Regions from separate parts of the Homo sapiens genome. Here region 2 is linked to region 1. Evidence: chromatin contacts called from ENCODE Hi-C or POLR2A ChIA-PET data. All regions are on one chromosome and are shown on one strand. Each heading gives the region's core, a stretch centred on a gene start or an enhancer-like site at or near the end of the contact. The rest is flanking DNA. Distances are from core to core; before and after follow the strand shown.

Evidence for each region. A loop is a pair of places that touch in the nucleus more often than their neighbours do. ChIA-PET counts read pairs that join two places held with the same protein, here RNA polymerase II (POLR2A). Pooled maps may share reads with other maps.
Region 2: a loop to region 1 is called in a map of gastrocnemius medialis, with 5 times the contacts of the local background. The contact joins two enhancer-like sites. A Hi-C loop is called at or near these places in 2 of 168 maps with a recorded cell type or tissue (gastrocnemius medialis and posterior vena cava) and 10 of 50 pooled maps. POLR2A ChIA-PET finds 5 or more read pairs at or near these places in 16 of 52 experiments (BJ, CD4-positive, alpha-beta T cell, CD8-positive, alpha-beta memory T cell and 11 more).

What each region holds. Positions count from the first base shown.
Region 1 is chr6:90,095,840-90,102,309 of GRCh38, forward strand. The region is part of intron 4 of BACH2 (BACH transcriptional regulator 2); the gene reads right to left. Among named protein-coding and RNA genes, the nearest start is that of BACH2, 200 kb to the right of the region's middle. Within about 2 kb of position 2,317, at least 12 of the 41 ENCODE cell types and tissues checked have a DNase peak (open chromatin) inside an H3K27ac peak, as active enhancers do; they include gastrocnemius medialis, where a contact is called at or near this core.
Region 2 is chr6:90,190,974-90,197,443 of GRCh38, forward strand. All of the region lies in intron 4 of BACH2 (BACH transcriptional regulator 2), which reads right to left. Among named protein-coding and RNA genes, the nearest start is that of BACH2, 100 kb to the right of the region's middle. RefSeq lists a silencer at 3,657-3,951. Within about 2 kb of position 3,479, at least 3 of the 41 ENCODE cell types and tissues checked have a DNase peak (open chromatin) inside an H3K27ac peak, as active enhancers do; they include gastrocnemius medialis, where a contact is called at or near this core.

The DNA of each region.
Region 1 (6,470 bases), core at 1,067-3,566:
GGAACTGTGCTAGAAATTTTACAGGAATTATTAGCCTCTCTGGTACATGAGAGAACCCTGACTCAGAGAGGCAACGTGTTTTGCTTAAGGTCATACTGCTGGAGACAGGACAACATGCAATCTGAATCCAAGCTGGCCTGTCAAGGCTACCTCCTTTCCTGTACAACACTGCCTTCCTCTACAATGTGGGGAGACTACATCCTTCTTCTGCGAAGGAAACATGACCACTTTCCCATGTGCCACCAGTAAAACATGAAAGTAAACTGACAAGGCTGCAGGTCCCACAGCAATTTAACTATTTGTATGAAGAGTTTTAGTGCTAAAATGGTTATAGTTCATGAAGCATAATTTCTTACTTGTTATATATTTCAGTGTCGTTTCTGTCCCTTGACTATGCAAAGCCCTTGCCTGGCCTTGCCACCTGCTTCTCTCTCTGCCTAGAATTCCCTCCCACAACCCTTAGCCATGCTGGTTACTTCTCCTTCACTAGGTCTAGTTCAAATATGTCACTTGCAGAGACACTGTCCTTAATGTGCTCTGTCCTCTCCCAAACAGCTAGGCATTGCCCTGCTTGTTTCCATCAAGGGATAACCAAAATCCACATGTTTATTTACTGTATAATTACCTATCTTCTCTCTTGGTCCATGTAAGACCCACAGCAGCAGGGACCTAGCTTCTCTTGCTAACCATTGATACCTGACACTTGGAATAGTGCCTGGCACAAACTTGAATGAATGGCTACACCAATACATGAATGAAGATCAGTGTTTGCAGAGTACAGTGACAGGTACACATAGAGGAACCAGAGGAGAGACATTGCCCTGGGGATCTGCCTTTGCCAGCCCTCGAGTCCTAGGCCAGAGTTCATCTGCTCTCAGCTTGAACCCTGCCTGGAGACTGAGCATACACCTGCACTTGGCCCTTGGCCCTCTTCTCCTGCTGCACCTCCTGACATAGCCTCTTCTTCCCCAACAGAGGCTCTTCCTCACACGATGAGCTCAGCTTCTCTCCCTGGATCTAATCTCTACATTCCCACCACCATCCACCTCGTATAAAAATCAATCGTGCTTACTTCTCCTGTGGTCACATACCCTTCAGATAATCTGGGGCCACGGCCTTGGGTTCCATCACACCCATAACCATGTGGCACTGTCAGGGCTGACTCCTGGCTTGTTGCATGCATCCCTAGTCCAGCCTGACATCCAGCACCAGGCTCTTTCCCAGCCTTCTGTCCTGAGCCACCTCACTTCTTTCTCCTGTCTGCCCTCTCTTCCCAGGTCCAAGCTCATGGATGACTCTTGGCAGGCTGGGGAAGAGAAAGAATGTGGAACAGAGGAGAGAGAAAGTCAGAAGCAGCAAAAGCTGCTGTGTGTCCACATGGGAAGCCCGTGGACTACATCTGTCCACGAGAATTTTCATAGTGTTCTATAGATTTTTTTTAAAAATAGTGAGTTTAAACTATGGATCAGCAGAGCTGAAAGGGACCTTGGAGATCACTGAGTCCCACTGTCTCACTGTACTGTTGAAAAACCAACATGTGAGTAATGGACCGAGGAGGAAGAAGGCAGCATTTGTGGAGGGCTTAACATCTGCTTTGGGATATAGGGTCCCAGGTCCCATAGCCAGTGAGTGGCAGAGTGGGGACCATGCAATGCTTAAATGAGCACTTCTACCCCATACACACTTTGCCCTACGACTTACATATTCATACCACGTGTGGGAAAGGGTGTGGCATTTACCACATAAAGATACTTGGAATTCTTGCCTCAAAGGGTAAGTGGGTTTTCCTTCTGTATTAGCCGATATACTTTTTAAAAATTATGGTAAAATATCCAAAACGTACAATTTACCACTTTAATCATTTTTAAGTATACGGTTCAGTGGCACCAAGTACATTTGTTTCGTTGTACAGCCTTCACCACTATCCATCCAATACATTTTTAAAGTGAGTATTTTCTAAAACTATACATCCAAAACAAGAGTGAAGGAAACAAAAAAGAAGTAGAAAGAAAAGACAGGTAGAAAATAAACTTTTGGGCATGCATTTCAGCTGACAAAAACCTTTCATACGAATTAGCTTCTCTGTGACATATTCATTATTTTCCTAGTAATGAAACGGGAACTGTGAGACACCATGTGAAAAGGCGGCTTTTATTGTTTCTCTAGGTTCTATACTAGCTGTATCCGCTTACAAAAATGTTATACAACCCAGTACATCACAGCCTTCCACGCCTCCTCCATAAAAGGACAAGTAAAATAGTATTTCTTGGAAAGACAGGCATTTACCAATGCACTGCATCTAGATGGAGCTGTCTCCATCATTCTAGTCTGTTTCTAAACAGGGTTTTAAAGTCTTGGCACAGAACACAAAGAATGTCCCTTAGCTATTCAGCATTTAGTTCAGCTCCACAATATATTTAGCAAGATTTCTTTGCCCCCCCCGCAACCCCCACCCTTCCCTTCTTGGTTTAATGACCTCAAATGTACCAACATCCTGTCTTACCTAATCCCCTAACAAGTTCTATCAAATGCCAGGACAGAATCAGACAGCACTGCAGGCTGTGAGATCATTCACTAAGAATTCATTTTTATTCCAAAAATTAGGAGTGCCAGACCATTTAACACAATCTATCACACAGCCAGAAAATTAGCCTAGCGCTTTAAGAGAAACATTTAAATAACTTTTAAATATCTTCTTCCTGACATAGATTCTTTAAAAACCTGAAGACTCTCTCCCCAGAACCAGACGCATAGACACAAAACATTTCCACATGATAGCAAGAGCTCAAGGACCCTTTGAAGACGATGTAGGCCCCCTAAGAATCCATAAACCTCAGGTTAAAATCTCTTGTAAAAGAACTCCAGTACTTCTCTTTGTCTACAAGCCCCTGTACTGGATCCTGATCCATGGAGCATCCAGGGTAACTTCTTCTGGGGCCACTTTTGTCTCTGGATGAGAAACGACTTGTTTCAGCTTCCGGAACACCCCTACGTGGCTTCTGGTCCAACTGACTGTCAACACGGCTAGGCCTCTCCCCAATTCAGCTGGCTACTCTGGGAACGTTCATTTCTCTTACTGGTCCATGACATGCTGGCTCTACCCCAGTGTTAGGTTTTGCTTTTCAATTGGCAATCTTGGATCCTGTGGTCCCTTCTGTCTTCCTGTCACTTTCCTTGTGGTCCTTGTGGAACTTTTGTTTTAAAAATTAAACCTGTTTTTTTTTTCTTTATCATAAAAGCAACGGCCTCCCGTTTGCACTTAATTCCTTTGTTTTTTCTCCAAAAGCATACTTCAGCCTTCATACCTTTGTTCTTGGGAAGACTTTGCCCACCTCTCTAAGTGGCAGGTCGTGCCACTCTCTGTTCAGTTCGGGACAGGGTTTCTCCTCCAGGAGAAGTGTGGGGCAGTGAATTAGGAATAAGCCTAAAGTCAGAGAGACCCAGGTCTAGTCCCAACATAGCTGACTTTGGCCAAGCAATTTGAACAAAGGCTCAGTTTCCTGATGTGAACAAACAAGGAAGATTAAAGCCAACATATGCTTTTGTTTTATTTTTTTTAGACAGGGTCTTGCTCTGTCACCCAGGCTGGAGTACAGTGGCGTGATCATAGCTCACTGCATCCTCGAACTCTTGGGCTCAAGCGATCCTCCGGCCTCAGCCTCCTGAGTAGCTGGGACTACAGGTGTGTGCCCTTAAAACTGGCTATGTTTTTTGTTTTTGTTTTTTAAGGAAGACTAAGAGAGCTGATATGTTCACAGCTTCTGAAACACAGAAGGTATCTAGTAAATGGTGATGATCATTTCATTCCCTTCTAACTCTTCACATATGGGATTCAGCATACATTCTATATTTTAGAAGCAACTCCTGCTGCTTTCTATTAGGTGGCCAGGACCACTTACGTTTGGAGGCTTAGGCATTTTTTAACAGGTTTATTGAGATATAATCAGCATATCATACAATTCACACCTTTAAAATATACAATTCAATGTTTTTTAGTATATTCACAGAGTTGTGCGACCATCACCACTATCTAATATCAGAACATTTCCATCATCCAAAAAAGAAAACCTACACCCATAGTAGTTACTCTTCATTTCCTTTCCCCTTCAACCCTTGGCAACCACCAATCTACTTTCTGTCTCTGTGGATTTTCCTATTCTACACATTTTGTATAAATGGAATCATCTATTATGAGGCCTTTTGTGTCTAGCTTCTTTCACTTTACCATATTTTCAGGGTTCACACTTGATGTAGCAAATGTCAATATTTCATCCCTTTTTATGGCTGCATAATAATCAATTATATTCATCTACCACATCCTGTTTATCCATTTATATCAGTTGATGGATATTTGGATTGTTTCCACATTTTAGCTATTATGAATAATGCTGCCAAGAACATTTTTGTATGGTTAGACATATTTGGACATGTTTTCAATTTACTTGGATATATACCTGGAAGTGAAATCGCTAGGTAGGATGGTTAATTTTATGTGTTAATTTGGCTAAGTCACCATACCAAGACTTGTGGTCAAACATGTTTGGGTGTCGTTACAAAGGTGTTTTTTAGATGAGATTAACATTTACATCAGTAGTCTTTGAATAAAGCAGATTACTCTTCATGAGGTGGGCCTCATCCAATCAGTTGAAGGCCTTAAGAAAAAAGGCTGACCTCTCCCAGGAAGAAGGAATACTGACAGCAGACTCCCTTTGGACTCTAACTGCAACATCGATGCTTCTCTGGGTCTACAGCCTGCTGGCCTACCCTGCAAATTTTGAACTTGCTAGTCTCCTCAATCATGTAAGCCAATTCTTTAAAATAAATCTGTCCCTTTCCTCTCTCTCTCTACACACACACACACAGACACACACACACACACACACACACAGACACACACACACACACACACACCCTCTATTGGTTCTATTCTCTGCAGAACCCTAACTAATATACTGGGACAAATGGTAACTCTGTATTTAACATTTTGAGGAACTGTTTTCCAAAATGGCTGTAGCAGGACAATCCCACCAGCAATGTATAAGGGTTCCAATTTCTCCACATCCTCACCAACACTTATTACTGTCTTTTAGACTTTAACCATCCTAGTGGGGGTAAAGTGGTAACTCACTATAATTTTGATTTGCATTTCCCTAATGACCAATGATGCTGAACATCTTTTCATTCACTTACTGGCCATTTGTATATCTTTTTCTGAGAAATGCATATTTTAGTTGTCCATTACTTGTCTGGGTTGTCTTTTGAGCATTGAGCTGTAAGAATTCTTTATATATTCTGGATACACATCCTTTGTCAGATACATGATTTGTAAGTATTTTCTCCCATCTGTGGACCATCTTTTCACTTTCTTAATGGTTTCCTTTAAGCATGAAGTTTTTAATTTTATGAAGTCCCATTTATCTAATTTTTCTTTTGTCTTTTGTACTTGTGGTGTTATATCTAAGAATCCACTGCCTAACGCAAGGTCACAAAAATGTATCCCTATATTTTCTTCTAAGAGTTTTAGAATTTTTGCTTGCATTTATTTTTGTGATCCATTTTGAGTTAATTTTTGTATATGGTGTAAGGTATAAGTCCAAGTTCATTCTTCTGTGTGTGAATATCCTGTTGTCCTGGCACTATATGTTGAAAAGACTGTTCTTTCCTCATCAAATTGTTCTGGAACCCTTGTTGAAAACTTTGAGCATACGTGTACTGTATTCAAGACTACACTATCTTATAGGATGTTTTGAAAAAAGGAAGTGTGAGTCCTCCAATTTTGTTCCTCTTTTGCAAGATTGTTTTAGCTATTCTGGGTCCCTTGCATTTCCATATGAATTTTAAAATCAGCCTGTCAATTTCTGCAAAAATGCTGCAATTTTGATAGGGATTGTGTTGACTATATAGGTTTGGATAGTTTTGCCATCTTAACAAGTCTTCTGATCTATGAACATTGGATGTCTTTCCATTTATTTATGTTTCCTTAATTTCTTTCTATAGTATTCTGTAATTTTCAGTGTTCAAGTCTTGCACTTCTTTTCTTAAATTTATTCCTGAATATTTAATTATTTTTGATGCTATGTAAATGGAATTGTTTTTGTAATTTCATTTTTCTTGCTAGGGTACAGAAATTGATTTTTGTAGACTGAACTTTCATCCTGCAAAACTGATGATCTTATTATTCATTCTAATAGGTTTTTTCGTGTGTGGTTTATTTTTTCTTCTAATGAATTGCAGTCAAGTATTTTTAAGTATTCTGAATCACAGGAATATCCTGGCACAAAAACCCATGACTTAAAACTTCACTATAAATATAAGGAGCTCATACTATTATTTGTCCCCTTCCTGTGGCATTGGGTAATGATCCTGCTTTTGGGTTATGGTCTTGGTGGCATTCCTACTGCTGCTGACAGCCCATATAATGATTTGAAAAGTTCCTGGGACTCCAGGATACATGGTGAGACACGAATCTA
Region 2 (6,470 bases), core at 2,229-4,728, 96 kb after region 1:
TCACAAATCAGGCCTATCATTTTGCTAGGAAAGGAGAAAAGGTGAAGTGTTTCAAGAGGAGAGCTTTCTTTCATTTTAGGTTTCTGGTTGAGCTTCTCACTGGTTTTCTTCATCTTGCCTTCGGGCCAGGCCCATCCGTGACTTAAGGCTACCTTTTCTTGTGTTTGCTTCTGTAAATCAGTAAGACCTGCATAACCTGGCCACATTCAGAAAGGAGGGCAAGTGTGAGAGTGTGAAGTAGAAACCAGTTTTAAGGAACTGTAAGAGTTCTAAAGAACTCTAATTTGGTCACATAATGGATATTTAAGAAGTATTCTGAATCAAACACTGCTCACATATTTAAGGAAGTGGCAGTCTACTAAACTGTCACCGAGTAAAAGTCCTAGAGACTTGCTTTAATGATTAGATGGAACAAATTTTCAACTACTGCATTCATCCGCACATTTGCAAATGGCTCATTCTTTTAAGAACTAAAACATTCATTCTGGGATTTTGTATTTGTGTTTAGTTCATTGCAAATTTACTCAATATATTTCGAATTCAATTCAACAAATACGCTTAGGACATTCCAATGTGACGGAATGGAAACGTGCATGGATTTTGGAGTCACTAAGATCCAAATTCAAATATTGGATCTGCTTTATCTAGACACGTGATTATTGGGCTCATTACTTAAGGGTCTCTGCGTTTCCCCATCTGTAAAGTGGGAATAATACCAACTACTGTGCAAATTGGGTTTGAAAATTAGCAATAATATAGTCTATTGTAAAGAGGCTAATGCAGTATCTGGCAAACAGGGATTCCATAAAATGGTAATACTTAAAATAATGATTATTTATCAAATATCTACAAAGGACAAACTTCATCCTAGACCCTTCTCTAAAATCTGAATTCATAATATCAAAATGAATGAGGATTTAATTCATTCTTAAAATGACTCGAATACTTGCTAAGATTTTGACATATTAAAAACTATAACCATTATAAATGAAAAGGCCACTGTTCAAATGACTAGCTTTGCTACAGTACAACTGTCAGTTTTTTGACCAAAAGGAAATTTATAATACCATTGGTGGGTTTTAAGTCTTTAGGTAAAAACTGTGTTTTAAAGTAACAGAACAATAAGACAGCAATATAGTGGTTTCTTAATGACTAAAATCTTACATTACATATTATGGTTCAGTATTAATGTGCTTTCACACTACCTACTGAGTTTTCAGACTGCAACTACTTATCCTTTTCAAATTGCTATCACTCTCTTTTTCATGGGAGATTTCTTACAAATTCCTTGGAGAATCCAAAAATTTACAGTGGAAATTTTTTCTCGATTCCTTTTTTTTTTTTTAAAGAATAAACCTATTCAACAGGTAAATCTAAATAATTTTTAGCAGTTCTAAATGTAGAGAATTCATAACTTCTTATTGTAATTGAAAAGGAACATACAAAGCAATTAGTCACTTACAAAACCCACGTTCAACCTTCAAAATAATGACTAACTTGATAGGAGAGGCAAGACTTCTTTAATTAAATACTAAAGTCTAGCCATTTGAGATAAGCAAAGCAGGTTATACAACCGTCTTCTGCACTCACAATATCCTTTTCTCCCTCTTGGAAATATATCATTTTTCAGCAATAGTAGAACATGTAACAAAAAAAGTTACTGTACTGTAGAAAATCACTCTAACCACAAGCTAAGTTTTTGGCTAAGAGTTAAACTTCATTCATTTGGATTTCACTAGTTTCACAAGAAGAAAAAGTGATTAACCCTAGTGTAAGTAAAATTCCCTTGAGAATATATTAGATTCTTAAGAAAACAAAACAGTAAGCAACCTTAGGCACTCACTTACATATAAATCCTTAGGGTGTTAACTGAAAAGCATTCCTAGCCATGCTAGAATAGGATTCTCAAACTTGAACACTGATTACCTTTTTGAGAGCTCTCTGGACAGGTGTGCTCAGAAGCACTGGAAGATACAGGAGAGTTTGATACACATTCTGAGAAAGATGGGGTGGCTCCTGTGTGTGCATGTGGCCATCTAGCACAATCACTATTCAGCACGGGACTACATTTCCCAGGCCACTTCACCTCCAGGTGCAGCCACGTGACTAGTGCTCAACAAAGGAATATGAGAAAAGATGGTGCTTTACTTCAAGGCGACTGTGATTAAGAAGTGAGGTGCAGACAATTGCAAGATGGTGTTACAGGATGAATTATGTCCCCTCAAAATTCACATGGTGAAGTCCTAACCCCCAGTACCTCAGAAAGTGACCTTATTTGAAAATAGGACCATTACAGATGTAATTAGTTAAAATGAGGTCATACTGGAAGAGAGTGTGCCCCTAATCCAATATGACTGGTGTCCTTATAAAAAGGGAAAATTTGGATACACACAGGAAAAGAGGGAAGATGATGTGAAGAGACTCGGGAAAAGGTGACCTTCTACAAGCCAAGGAGCAAGGCCTGGAAGAGATCCTTGCCTCACAGTCCGCAGAAGAAACCAACCCTGCTGACACCTTGATCTTCGACTCCTAGTCTGCAGAACTGTGTGACCACACATTTCTGTTGTTTAAGCCACCCAGTCTGTGGTACTCTGTTACAGCAGCCTGAGCAGACAAAATAGATGGTGAGGCCAGAAGACGGAAGGCACCTGAGTTCAGGATTCCTGAATCACCTCTCAATAAAAGCACTTCACTGATCAGAAATACTTCCACTGGGCTGAGAGCTGAGCAAGAAAGGAAACTAGTTGTGTCAAACCATTCAATTTTGAGGGCTTATCTGTTATACCAGCTGTCATTACCTACTATAGGACCTAATTAATTTAAGTGGCAAGTAATTTTAAATTATTTTACATGAAAACAAACATGGACCTATCACATATCACAGGGAACAATCCATGTAAAATTTTAGGATTAAAAACACTTCAAAGAAAATTTGAATTTACAGGAAGATATTTTGGGGTAAATTCTCTCAAATCCTCCATAGGGTATAAATTTACTCTCTTCTGCCAATAGAAGTAGAATTTCCTCAAGAATATTAAACAAGTCACAATGTCAAAGTTGCTGGAACTTCAACTACGCCACATAATCCACTTAATTTTTTTTTTTTGAAATTAAGTGGAGCATTTCTATCAAGTAGCCCAAGTATGTAAAATTTTACTTGGGTACTAAAGATGAGAACACTGTGAAATGAGTTATCAGCCTTTTCCAAAGTTCTCAATATTTTTATAATCAATCTGAAAAGAAGTCACTAGGTACAGAATACCTTCTGTTTGAATATGGACAAAAAATGTACCCTCTTTTATGACAGGGTAACTGATACAGAATAAATACTGGATACCATTTTCCATTTTTGATTTTTTTTTTCTGACATGAAGAAAAAATGAAATGATAACTATCTTCGGTAAGACTTAGAGTTATAGTTCAAAATACCTCAAAAGCCGAGCTGGCAGCTGGCTTCTCATGTTTATAGAAAAGCTAGGATGATTCAGCCTGAGCTCAGAGCTCAATTTAGATCATAGCATCTGGATTCAAAACACATGTGAGATGTGGCAGCCGATTTTCAGGTCATGACTGATCCAAGACAGAGATTGCAGACCACTCACCAGCATTATTCCAAATGGAGAAAGTGCCTGAGAGAAACAGAAGTCTCAAAGGTATTTGGAAGCCCACTCCAAACTGTTAGGGAACAGGTAACATCAGCATTTTCTGCATCCAGCAGCTTTAAGCAGGTGCCGCAGAAGCCAAGGGCCTGAGGATGACACTGAACAGCTTTGTCATGACATTCAGCCTTGCCATGGTCAGAAAACATCCCTCACCCATGACTTCTTTCCTGAACTGGCTATTGTTCAGATTAAACTATGGGAATCTGGTAATAAATTGGAAAACCTCTGACAGCACACACTTCCTGCTAAGATCTGTGTTTAACTTTGCTTTGTTTCGAAGAGAAAAACTGTAGTAAAGAAAAAGGAAAAATAAATGTAAATGCCCTTTTTCTTGATGAGAAGAAATCATAGTCACAGTAATTCTAATATAAACTACACAATGAAATCTAAAAGAAGAGGGGAAAATCCCCAGCTCAGTTTCAATCTCTATTGGAATTCACCTTGTGCCTTCCTTGATTTTCCTTGGATATGACATGTCCAGATGTGGGTGATTCTGCAGCTATGGATTTTATGTGCAATAAAAAAATGCTTCTCCTGCTGCTTTTCCTCACCTCCCCCCTCCCCCATCTCTTTTCCTCTCTCTCCTCCTTGTCTCTTTGTTGTGAATGTCAGGGCTGTCAGTGTCACAGTCTGACATGATTAGCGTTTCTGACATTACACCAAGAAGCAGACAGAGAGCAAGGAGAGCGAGCAGAGGGGAAGGCAGTTATGAGTAGCCATTTAAAGAAGTCCAAGGAAAAAACAAGCACAACCACCTTTCTCTGAGGTTCCTTGATTACAGGGCAGTTTATAAATCACCTTGGATTTTTCTCATTTATCCTATTAGTCTGTTTTCCTGTTCCTCTGGAGATCCCTAAGGTGTGGATCTAGTCTGTGAGATCAAAGCCAGCGGCTCTAATAACAGATAAGACAGAATTCGTGATTCAGCGGATTCTAAGGTTGTGAAGTGTAACAATCAGCGCACTTTGGGAAGATAGCGCCAGTCCATTTCGAGTATTGATTCGCTGCACTTTGTCACTCTAATGATGTTATCTCATTAAAAGAGATAAATGCCCCACTGTTCTTCTAAGAGCATCTGCTTCTTACTCTTCTCTCTTTTTCAACAGCATGGCTCTCAGCAGCAGCACATTAAAATCAAATTGAAATCCAATGCAAGGCTTGGCTACAGAGCAGCTAAGGTATCTTTTTAATTGCTTTTTCCTACTCTCAACCCCCTTCCAGCTCCTCCACTACAGTCCTTCAAAGAAACAAGCAACATAAAGAGAAAGAGATGTAGAAAGTAATCATAATAGAAAGCATTTGCTGAGTGTCTGTTACATAGGGACTCCACTGTGTCAACATTTAACTTATTCCTACCTTGTTAGATAGGTAGAACAATCCTCAGTTTGCAAATAAAGAAACGGAGTTTTGACTTTAGGTAACTTGCCCAAGATCATGAAGGTAGCGAGAGAATGAGCCACAATTTGAACAAGGGTCCATTCAATGCAAGTACTTTTTTTTTTTTTAATCTCCATTTCATTCATGGAACAAATAAGAAAATATGATTGCAACTTGATTAGAATAGGTGAAAAAATGTAAAAGAAGGTAGCAATTATTCTTCAGCCTGCTAATAGCCAAGAACACAATGCCATAGGTTTTGTTTCAACAGATTTCTTATTAAATAAAAAAGGTAGCAATTTTTCATAATGAATGTTTTATACATTATTCCTTTGTGTATCAGGCCTCTAAAGTACACATTATTAAAGTCTATTAAAGTCTGTATTTAGCAGCATTACTAATGTGCCTTTGGGGAAATTATTACAATGAAACAGCATCAGTCTTTCACAAAATTTCAATTGTTTAATATTCCTTTTCTTATCTTCAATACACGTGTCTATTTTTAGCTATAATCAGACCTCATCCCAAATGCCGTAATCCCAGCCTAGAGCTGTCACAGCAAATTGTTTATGGGTTGGATTTAAGAAATAACAAGAAACACAGACATTGTTAATTTCACCCAACACTTTTTTTTTCATGATTGGTTGCAGTTTTCCTACAGTTCTCATTAACAGGTGCTCCTTGATCACTATGACACGCGATGATACTTTATCTCTCTGGTTAGGGTTGGTTATCTTAATTAATTGCTTATATTTATATTTAACTGAAACTAGCCTCAAGATGCCACTTTATTAAAGTTTGAGAGTGGTAAGAAATTACAAAACTATTCCATTAAAAAAAATAGAAAAGAAAACCAAATAAACCAGAAGAACATATAAACTATGATTAGTCAAATCAAATCTCTGCATTTAAAAGTAAACATCATTTACTAGATGTCTACTGGACTAGAAATATGTGTCTTCTGAACAGTAACTGAGGAGTTTCTGCAAATTATTCTGCAAATTGTAAATAGGCATCTCTACCTTTTTATTACATTAATTTTATCACACAGTATGAAGTTTTTTTAAAAACAAAGCCAATGATGTACATATATTCAAAAGCACAAGATTCTCTGAAAATATAGAAAATACTGCTAGGCTTATTTTACGAAGACAAAGGACAATAGGAAGCTGGGAAGAATACCAGCAAACAGCTATACGTTATAAGGCCTCTGTATCACAAAAATGAAGGGAAAATAAAGCCAATCTAAAGTATTACGTACTTAAATTAATAAACTGGATTGGAAGCAATCATTCCATTATAAATTTCCTTTCATACATAGCAATCCCACTGAGATGATACCTTTGTAAAATCAGGCAAAAATCAATTGTTAATATTCTAGAGATGGACAAACCACAGATTAAGTACCTAAATAATCATGTTTCCAATCAC